Linked DNA regions of Homo sapiens: region 1 is linked to region 2. Evidence: read pairs that join two places in POLR2A ChIA-PET (ENCODE). Cell type or tissue: Panc1. All regions are shown on one strand. Region 1 overlaps RNF220 (ring finger protein 220). Region 2 overlaps ST3GAL3 (ST3 beta-galactoside alpha-2,3-sialyltransferase 3).

Region 1 (5,000 bases), 690 kb before region 2:
GACTAGTATAGCAGGCATTCTCAGAGATGGGACACTAACTGGACCATATATTTATTCCAGAAAGTTTTCATCAGTCTTATCCTACTTTGTCTACCATGAGTCTTTCAATACTAAGTGCCTCCTCCTGTTGATGGGCAGAGTGTAGAGAAACCAAACAGCAATTGAATCCCACGCCCTTGGCCTAGGCAGCTTCTCATAGCCACTAGGGGTTCATTTCTACAGGTTTGCAGAGAGTACAACAATGAAAAAGAAGTCATCTCGTTTTTAGTGAGAGAGAAACTGAGACTCAGAGAATGTCAGGACTGGGTAGCTGGATGCCATGAAGCATTCATTCATTCATTCATTCATTCATTCATTCATTCATTCTTATACTCAGCAAATATTTGTAGGGCACTTATCATGTTCAAGATACTATGCTAGTCACCATGGATACCACAAGCAATAAACAAAATATAATCCTGATGTCACTAAGAACACAATTTTGTTGGAGAGACCGACAAGCAGGGAGGCAATTACAAGAAGATAACCTTATTAGAAGAGTGGGTATGAGGAGTGCTGTGGAAATACACAAAAGTGGCACCTATCCTACTCTTGTGGGGTGGACAGAAGAAAGCTTCCCAGAGGAAATGAGTCTAAGCTAAGATCTGAAGGAAATCTTGGAGTTGACAGGGGGAGGAAGAGATAGGGAGAAGAAGAAGGGAACAGTATGTGCAAAGAGAGGAGCTGGAACACAGTGCCTTGGGAAAAGGAAAGTAACTCAGCACGGCTGGAATTTGTAGCTCAAGGCGGGGCGTGGTGAGAGATTAGGCTGGAAAAGTGGTAGAGATCAGATGACATGTGGTCTTCTAGGCTGCATTAAGAAGTTTAGAGGCCGGGCGCAGTGGCTCACGCCTGTAATCCCAGCACTTTGGGAGGCCAAGGCGGGCGGATCACGAGGTCAAGAGATCGAGGCCATCCTGGCTAACAAGGTGAAACCCCGTCTCCACTAAATATACAAAAATTAGCCGGGCGTGGTGGCGGGTGCCCGTAGTCCCAGCTACTCGGGAGGCTGAGGCAGGAGAATGGCGTGAACCCGGGAGGCGGAGCTTGCAGGGAGCCGAGATTGCGCAACTGCACTCCAGCCTGGGTGACAGAGCAAGACTCTGTCTCAAAAAAAAAAAAAAAAAAAAAAGAAGAAGTTTAGAATAGCAGGGAGCCATTGATGGGTTTTTGTTGTTGTTGTTGTTTGTCTGTTTGTTTTTTGAGACAAGGTCTTGCTCTGTTGCCCAGGCTGGAGCGCAGTGGCACAATCATGGCTCACTGCAGACTTGACCTCCGAGGCTCCTACCTCAGCCTGCCAAGTATCTGGGACTTGTATGTGCTGCCACATCTGGCTAGCTTTTTCTATTTTTTTTGTAGAGGTGGGGTCTCACTCCTGTTGCCCAGGCTGGTCTTGAACTCCTAGGCTCAAGCAATCCTCCCAAAGTGCTGGACTTACAGGCACGAGCCGCCACACCCAGCAGGAGTTTCATTTTCATTCATGATGGACACATCTGAGACAGCCTAAAGGAGGCCATTGTGAGGATCTGGAGTTTTCCTGCTCACAAGTTCTGAGCCTGCTGCGGAGCCTTTTTGAAATAGTCTTAGATGAGGCTTATAGGACCCAACCAAGTAGCCTCTATACTCCAGTTTCAGTAGCCTGCTGTCCACGGTTTGGTGGCATATACCAGGCACTAGAGGGGCAATGGCTTCCACTGGCACACATCAAATGACTTCCAGCTTGGAGTCAGGCCCTCAGAGGAGGTGGCTGCCAACCATGCCCCATAAGGAGGTAAAAATGGAGGTATGTGTTAGGAGGAGACTAGATCTAAAGCATAGCTTGTGGGAATGGGAGCTTGAGGTGTTCAGTTTATGCAGCAGGCAAGTTGGGGAGCAGAGCTGAAGGATTCTGAGTGAAGAAGTGCGTGGTAAAATCTCAGTCTTAGGATGTATAACCTAGTGATTATTAACAAGGTGAATTGGAGGTGGGGAGACCAATGGGAGGTTGCTACCATAATGCAGAAAGATTTTTTTTCCCCTTTGGCTAATCAAATTAGTAAAGATTTAAAAATTGATAATGTGGATGATGGTTTAAGAAAATGGGTATAATCATTCATTGATGATGAGATTGTGAATTGGTATAACCTTTCTAGAAAGCAGTCTATCAATACGTATCAACAGCTTTTTAAAAGTTTATACCTTTTGACCCAATAATTTCTTTTCTAGGACCCTAACCTAAGGAAATTATCAGACATTCTCAAAAATATGAATCCTCATCAGTCCTATTAATAATAACAAAAAAAATGGCCGGGCACGGTGGCTCACGCCTGTAATCCCAGCACTTTAGGAGGCTCAGGCGGGTGGATCACATGAGGTCGGGAGTTCGAGACCAGCCTGGCCAACATGGTGAAACCACGTCTCTACTAAAAATACAAAAATTAGCCAGGCGTGGTGGCCCGTGCCTGTAATCCCAGCTACTTGGGAAGCTGAGGCAAGAGAATTGCTTGAATCCAGAAGGCGAAGGTTGCAGTGAGTCAGGATCATGCCATTGCACTCCAGCCTGGGCGACAGAGCGCCTCAAAAAAAAAAAAAAAAAAAAAGGCAAGAAGTGAAGATGACAGTAAACTTGGGTGACACTTCCAGACCTACAAAGGATAGGAGAGGGGCCAATTTTGGCAGGGTTTAGGGGGAAGACAATGACTTTAGTTTCTGCTCTGCTGCGATGGAGGTGCTAGGAGATATCCAAATCCCCTGAATGCCTGAGTGATGGATCTGGGCTCTGGAAAGCATGGTTCAAGTGTGTCATGTGACACTAGGAGACCAGACACATGGGGGTGGTGAGTGAAATGAACAGGGGGTCCAACCTGGCCATGGAGAAGCATTGCAGGGACTAGAACAGGCCCAAGAACGCCCTGAGCATCTCCACTGAGTTGCTGCTGAAGCTACACATACACTCAGAACTAAACGGGCTGGAAACCTTCATTCAAAGCCTAGCTATGTTATACTTTGGTACAGCTCCTGTAGCTCAACCTCAGGCTGGGATAAGGTAAGGTATGAATGTGGGGCAAGTCCTGAGCTGCCATGATTTTGTATTGTAGAGAGGTTCCTACTCGTAAGGATGGAAAGCAACCTTTCTGCATCTCTTCAAGGTATCTTGCTCTCCTGATTCCCCATTTCTTATTCCTCCTATCAGCCCATCACTGTTGAGAGGGCCGCAGATTCTCCCATGCACCTAGGGGAGATTTGCTCTGTTGTCCCTGATTTCAGGGAACTGAATGCTGTCCAGAACTCTGCAAAACCAAGACCAGCTGCATGGTACTCAACAGCCTTCCCAGCTAATGTGCAGCCCGAGAGACACAGCAGGCTCCTCCAAGGGGATGTCTCCATAACCCCAAGCATCTCCACCCAACACCTGCCTCTCTTGGTTGCAGTAGAGAGGTCAAGTCTGGGTCATCTGGGCTTCTTCTCGAGCCTTCTTGGCCCACTTCTCCAAAAGCCCCTGGCCCTCTTGGCTTTGCCAAGGGGACTGTGGAGGGACACCAGTCAGGAATCAGGAGGGCTCAGGCCTACGCTCATGCTATCTTTTTGGCCTATTTGCTCTCTTTCTATCCCTTTGGGCAATTGAGCCATAGGGCCTGAAACATTCCCAGGCTTCTACCCTGCAGGGGACAAACTCCCAACTCCGCTTGGCTCTAGGTCCTCGCAGAGCTGCAGGCTGAGGACAGGGCTTCTCTGGTGGCTTGGAGTCCTTGCTGCTTCACTTTTTGGAGACAGGACAGATGGAGCCCAGGCGTAGGATAAATAAACCAATGAAATCTGAGAAAACAATGTCCTGCTACTTCTCTTCAGAGCTACTGCCCACCCCCTACTCAGGGCGAAGGTGGGTCTGTCTGCCAGCTAAGATGCTGGTGTGGGATTCTCCCCATCCCTGGCTGGAGACCCCTCATTCAGGCGGCCCCTGCAGCTTGGCGTGTTTACCTAACGTGGTGAACACATGCTCTCTCTGGAGGATCATTGTTTTCCCTCTGAGGCCCTTCAGTCACACTGGAGTCCCCCAGTTAAGAAGCAGCAGGAGGAAGGGGAGGAAGGGGTCACTAGAATGGGGAAGCAGAACTGGGAGGGAAGAGACATCAGGCTGATCACGCTGGGCAAGGAGGGAAGAGAGAGAGGGAGTTCCAAGGCTTCAGGACCTGCTGGCTGGTGAACACCTCTTACTGTTGGAAACACCAGGATTCTAGGAATGATGGGTTGCGAGCAAGAGACTATCACTCTTGGAATTCACCCTTTTTGAGAACCACAGAAAAGGTGGAGAGAGAAAAATTCCCCTTGGTGATAAAAGTTCCTCATGTGCGCTCTGCCTCCTTCGCTTAAACTTGACCTTCACTTAGCAATTGTTCAGAGAGCCTCCTATATGCAAGGCATTGTGCTAGGGACTGGGGCTAATGAAATGAATAGTTGGGAAAGATGGCCTTGTATATCAACATTGCAATGCTACATCATAGCTGTTTTTGTTTGTTTGTTTGTTTTTCCCGAGACAGAGTCTCTCACTCTGTTGCCCAGGCTGGAGTGCACTGGTGTGATCTTGGCTCACTGCAGCCTCCATCTCCTGGGTTCAAGTGATTCTCGTGTCTCAGCCTCCTGAGTACCTGGGGTTATAGGCATGTGTCACCATACCTGGTTAATTTTTGTATTTTTAGTAGAGACAGAGTTTAACCACATTGCCCAGGCTGGTCTGGAACTGATCTGCCCGCCTTGGCCTCCCAAAGTGCTGGGATTACAAGCATAAGCCACCACGCCCGGCCAATCATAGCTGTTTTGAGAGTGTCAAGAACTAAGTACAGTAGTTGCTTACTAGAAAGAAAGGGTTTCCACTTATGTTTGGAGGGGTTAGGGAAGACAGCATCTCTGAGCTGGGTTTTAAAGAATGAGGCTGGGCGCAGTGGCTCACGCCTGTAATCCTAGCACTTTGGGAGGCTGAAGTA
Region 2 (5,000 bases):
TTTTTGAGATGGAGTCTCACTCTGTCGCCCAGGCTGGAGTGCAATGGCGTGATCTCGGCTCACTGCAACCTTCGCCTCCCAGGTTCAAGCGATTCTCCTGCCTCAGCCTCCTGAGTAGCTGGGATTACAGGCATGCACCACCACACCAGGCTAATTTTGTATTTTTGGTAGAGATGGGGTTTCTCCATGTCGGTCAGGCTGGTCGCCACCGTGCCCAGCCCCAATCTTCTGTTTTCAAACTATGTTCGGAAGTTGTCCAGTGTAGGAAACTTCCGCATACTAAGCCCTTGAAACCGAGGGAGAGAGGATGGGTCTATCCCAACACAAGGGCCACAAAGATGTCACAGGGCCAGCTGTCAACAGGCCTTTTTTCGTGATGCTGCCAACTGTCAGGTGTGTGTTTCCCTGACCAGGAACTCCTGAGAACAGAGGCCACGTGGCCCAATACTCGCCACATCACCCTGGACAATCTCATCCACACTCTGGGGGCTGTGTATGGACCTACGTGCAATTTGTTTTCTTCCAGCCCAGACCTCTCTCCTGAGAGATTCACTGAACTCAGGCTCCCTGAGTAGGGCCGTGGCTTCCCTCTGACACTTCATTTGCCTGGATCTGGACTCTTTGCCTGCATCAGGGCAGAAGGCAGAGCCAAGGGCCCTCATCATGGCAGGCAGGCATAGACTCATGTCCTGCCTCCACAGTGGGGAGGCAAGGCTTCAGCCCTCCTTCTCCCCTCTAGCTCTGGCTATTTATTTGGGGAGACCAGTCAGAGAGTGACCTGTCTCCCCAGGTGCAGACAGAGTAGGGAAAGCAGGACACAGTCCTGAAGGTGCCAGCATCTTGCTCTCTGCTGAGCTGCTGCCTCATCGCTGGGACTTGTGTGGGTGGAGCTCAGACCTGGGCCCTCCCTCTCACTGAGGAACTCACAGGGCTGCTTGCTCCTGGCTGGGAGCCTCACACAGCTCAGGAGGAGGGCCAGGATCATGTTCTGTGCTTTCACCAGCTTTTGCTCTTCACAAGCAGCAAGAACTCCCCACGTGGGGATCTTGTACCTGAACCAAAAAAAGCAAAGCTGCTAATCTGACAAGATCAATCCTCAAATACCACAGGAATGCAGCCAGCCTGCCTGCTCTCACCAGGGACTGTGCTTCTAAGCATCCCTACAGTTCCTGCTCCTAGGCTGGAGCCTGGAACTGGTCTGCAAAGGAGGAAGCTGCCCCCACCAGTGTGTCTGGTCTTGCTGCCGAAGCCCCACCTTTCCCAGCATAGTTCAGGCATCAGACTTCACCAGGACGTCTCCCCAGTCAATCTCTCATCACTCCTCCAGCTGAAGGGCCTTCTCTGTGTCCCCACAATCCTCTGTCTTCACCTCTGGCGGAGCACATATGCCTGGATATGTTTTTGTCTCCATGCACCATTTCTCTTAGCTCTGGGGAAGATAGGTACAGATGAGGAAGGTGAGGCTCAGAAAGGTTGAGCAACCCAGCCCTATTCACTTCAAAAACCTGTTCTTTCCACTGTAGTCCGACACTTCTCAAACCATCTGTGAAGAGGGATCGGTTGGTTTTGCTTTTTAAATTTCTATTTTGTCACAGAATGATGATTTTATAAAATAGAATAAAAATGAATCACTAGAAAAGTTAAATAAGGCCAGGCGTGGTGGCTCACGCCTGTAATCCCAGCACTTTGGGAGGCTGAGGCAGGTGGATCACCTGAGGTCAGGAGTTCGAGACCAGCCTGGCCATCATGGTGAAACCCCGCTTCTACTAAAGATACAAAAATTAGCTGGACATAGTGGCGGGCACCTGTAATCCTAGCTACTTGGGAGGCTGAGACAGGAGAATCTCTTAAACCTGGGAGGTGGAGGTTGCAGTGAGCCAAAATCACACCATTGCACTCCAGCCTGGGCGACAGAGCAAGACTCCGAGGAAGGAAGGAAGGAAGGAAGGAAGGAAGGAAGGAAGGAAGGAAGGAAGGGAGGGAGGAAGGAAAGAAAGAAGGAAGGAAAGGAAGGAAGGGAGGGAGGGAGGGAAGGAGGAGGGAAGGAAGGAAGGAAGGAAGAGGGAAGGAAGGAAGGAAGGAAGGAAGGAAGGAGGGAAATACACATATAAAATATAAGCTCCATTTTTAAAAGTTTGGTTTTTTTGGGTTTTTTTTGGTAACAAATAGCTGAGACCACAGGTGCATGCCACTGTGCCAGGCCTATTTTTTATTTATTAGATTCAGCAACATAAACTTACTCTAATTGCCATAAATGTTTTCAAAAACCTTATTTCCAGTATCTCAAAAATCTTGTGGCAGACCAGTTCATATCACTTTTGATTCTATAGCACACAACAGGTTCCAAACTGCCTTTTGCCTGTCTGGGACATTCTACCAAGGCTTTGCCTGTCATTCACCTTCCAGTAGAAGTTAGAAAGGGATAAGATGTAGCTCCTCAGGTCCTGTCCTGGGGTAGGAGAAACAATGTACTCTGACACCATCAGAAACAGTTAGCAGGTTGAGGCCTAGAACTTCTCCTACAGCTGATGGATTTATAACCAGCTAGGTCTGCAGGATTCACCTTTGCAAGCAAGTGTGGGTCCCTAATCATCTGAGAAGGAGATCTAAAAAAAAAAAATCCCACAACTTCTGGATGTCTACCGCAGCTCCACCTATGAGAATTGGAAGATAGAGCAAAGAGGAAAGAGACGGGGTATACCATTATAGGGAACTGGCAGGCTAAATTCCTTGAATAATGGAGGAGGCAGTAAGCTCAGACAAGATGTGGAATTAATTTAAAAGCAGAACATGGATTAGTTCCCAGAGGAGGTCCCAACACCTGACGCTAAGGAATATATGAAAAAAAATTGGTGGGCAGAGAAAAGGAGAGGACACAAATGGCAATTCTTCCAGCTGTAAGCTGGAGTCCAGGTCATGGACAGGCATTGAGGTTGTCTAGCCCATGCAGGCTACTCTTAGACACTCTGCAGAGAAGCTTTAGTTATAGAGCACTCTGCTCTTCCCAGAAAGGTCTGTACCCAAGGATTTCAACACAGCAGGTACCTACTGAAAATATTTAAAACATTCTCCAAACAAAAGGAATCTGCATTCCCCTCTAGGTCCATGGTTCAGAGCCTCGATTCAGGACAGGGTGGGGTTGGTGGGTTTGATTCCTGGCTCTGTGCTACTATGACCTTGAGCAAGTCGTTAGCTTACCCATCTACAAAATGGGTATAACAACACTTACTTCACGGGGTTGTCGTAAAGGGTTTTTGCAAATTTGACTCCATAAAAGTGCATTATCACATTGACTTTATGTGTAACGATTGTGTGTGTATGTAAAAACACTGAAACTTCCTTGATAAGAGATGTCCTTTTTGTATACATGCATTTGTGAAAGATAAAATTTCTTAAGATCTTGGCTCTTTGGACAACTGCATATGCAGTAGTGACCCACTGTGGCTTTTGACTGATCTTGATAAAAGAATGTGACGAGATCAGTCATGGTATTTCAGATGTCTGTCACAGTATTTCAGATGACCGCAGTTGTAAACCTGGGTGTACACAATTATCAACTATAGTGAAATGTGTTTATACGTTTCCCTTTGTACCTATTTCTTTATGAACAGTTTGCCTGTTCCTGTTATATCCATGTGACTGTCATTAGTAACCTGTTCATGCCTGTCGTTAGTATACCTGTTTATGCTAGGCAATAAAATGTGTATGTTATTAATGCCCGTTTCATTGTGTAAAGTGGCCTATGTTCTGTAATGTTTTTATGTTTATCAAATAAATCCCCTTTTAAGAATGTAAATAAATATATTTTTAAAAATTTTAAAAATTATTTTTTCCAGAATGATGTTTTCAAGATTTTAATCCTTCAGAATTGTGATTTTCAGGGTTTTAGAGTTTTTGGGATTCTCATCTTTTAGGATTTCCTTTTTTTTTAAATTTAATTTAATTTTTTTTTTTGAGACAGAGTCTTGCTCTGTCGCTCAGGCTGGAATGCAATGGTGTGATCTCGGCTCACTATAACCTCCGCCTCCCAGGTTCAAGCGATTCTCCTGCCTCAGCCTCCCGAGTAGTTGGGATTACAGGTGCCCACCACCATGACTGGCTAATTTCTGTATTTTTAGTATAAATGGGGTTTCGCCATGTTGGTCAGGCTGGTCTCGAACTCTTGACGTCAGGTGATCCACCCGCCTTGGCCGGCCAAAGTGATGGGATCACAGGCGTGAGCCACTGCGCCTGGCTGATCTTTTAGGATTTCAGCATTTGGGACTATGGTGTTCATGATTGTGTCTTTTGGAATTATGATCCGCTCCCATTGTAAAGGCTAAATGAAGTAATGAAATACAGTGTCTGGCACACGGTAGGTGCTCTAAAAATGGCGTGACACTTTATGTGCGTGGGTTATCTGTGTCTGCCAGTGGAATGTAAGATCTCTGAGGGGAGAGGTTTTATGTAACTTATGCAGTGCTGAAGCTATACCACCTAGAAAAATATCTGGCACTTTGTTGAATGAGTTTACAGAATAATAGGATCAATGTGGCAACTTTTTAAGAGATGAGAGAGACCTGAATATGATTAAATAGTGATAAGAAGGAACCAGTGAAGAGAATGAAGATCCAGGTTCCTGCAGAGGTGGGAGAGGTTGGAGAATCAGGGCTCAGGGGAAGGAACTGACCTCGGAAAGAAGACAGTACACAAGTGCCAGGACTTGACGACTCATTAGATATCTGGTTAAGAGGGGAAGGGAAAAGAATTACTCCCAGATGTCTTGTTTGGGTGAGAATGGATAGTGGTGCCATTTCCTGAAATAAGAACATAGGCTGATTAGATTTGTTGGAAATTCGGTGCGTTGGATACACTGAGCTTGTGATGCTTTTGAGTCATCCAAGTGGAGCTGTCCAGCAGGAAGTTGGGTATTTGGGTCTAGAGATCAGTAGAGATGTGGGCTGCAAAAAGATTGAGAGTCATCAGCACATATGATGTTAGCTAAAGCAGTGGAGTGAGAA

The links. Peaks named below come from ENCODE experiments on the same cell type or tissue, not always from the same donor. Only the 100,000 strongest peaks of a DNase experiment are listed, where the experiment ranks them.
Region 1: POLR2A ChIA-PET joins it to region 2 with 5 read pairs; 2 of 35 experiments call an interaction of 5 or more read pairs at or near these places.

What each region holds. Positions count from the first base shown.
Region 1 is chr1:44,548,738-44,553,737 of GRCh38, reverse strand. The region is part of intron 2 of RNF220 (ring finger protein 220); the gene reads right to left. Among named protein-coding and RNA genes, the nearest start is that of MIR5584, 5.7 kb to the right of the region's middle. In Panc1, no CTCF peak of the experiment used is centred here; no DNase peak of the experiment used is centred here.
Region 2 is chr1:43,854,564-43,859,563 of GRCh38, reverse strand. All of the region lies in intron 5 of ST3GAL3 (ST3 beta-galactoside alpha-2,3-sialyltransferase 3), which reads right to left. Among named protein-coding and RNA genes, the nearest start is that of MIR6079, 18 kb to the right of the region's middle. RefSeq lists an enhancer at 826-1,444. In Panc1, no CTCF peak of the experiment used is centred here; no DNase peak of the experiment used is centred here; H3K27ac peaks cover 1,289 bases.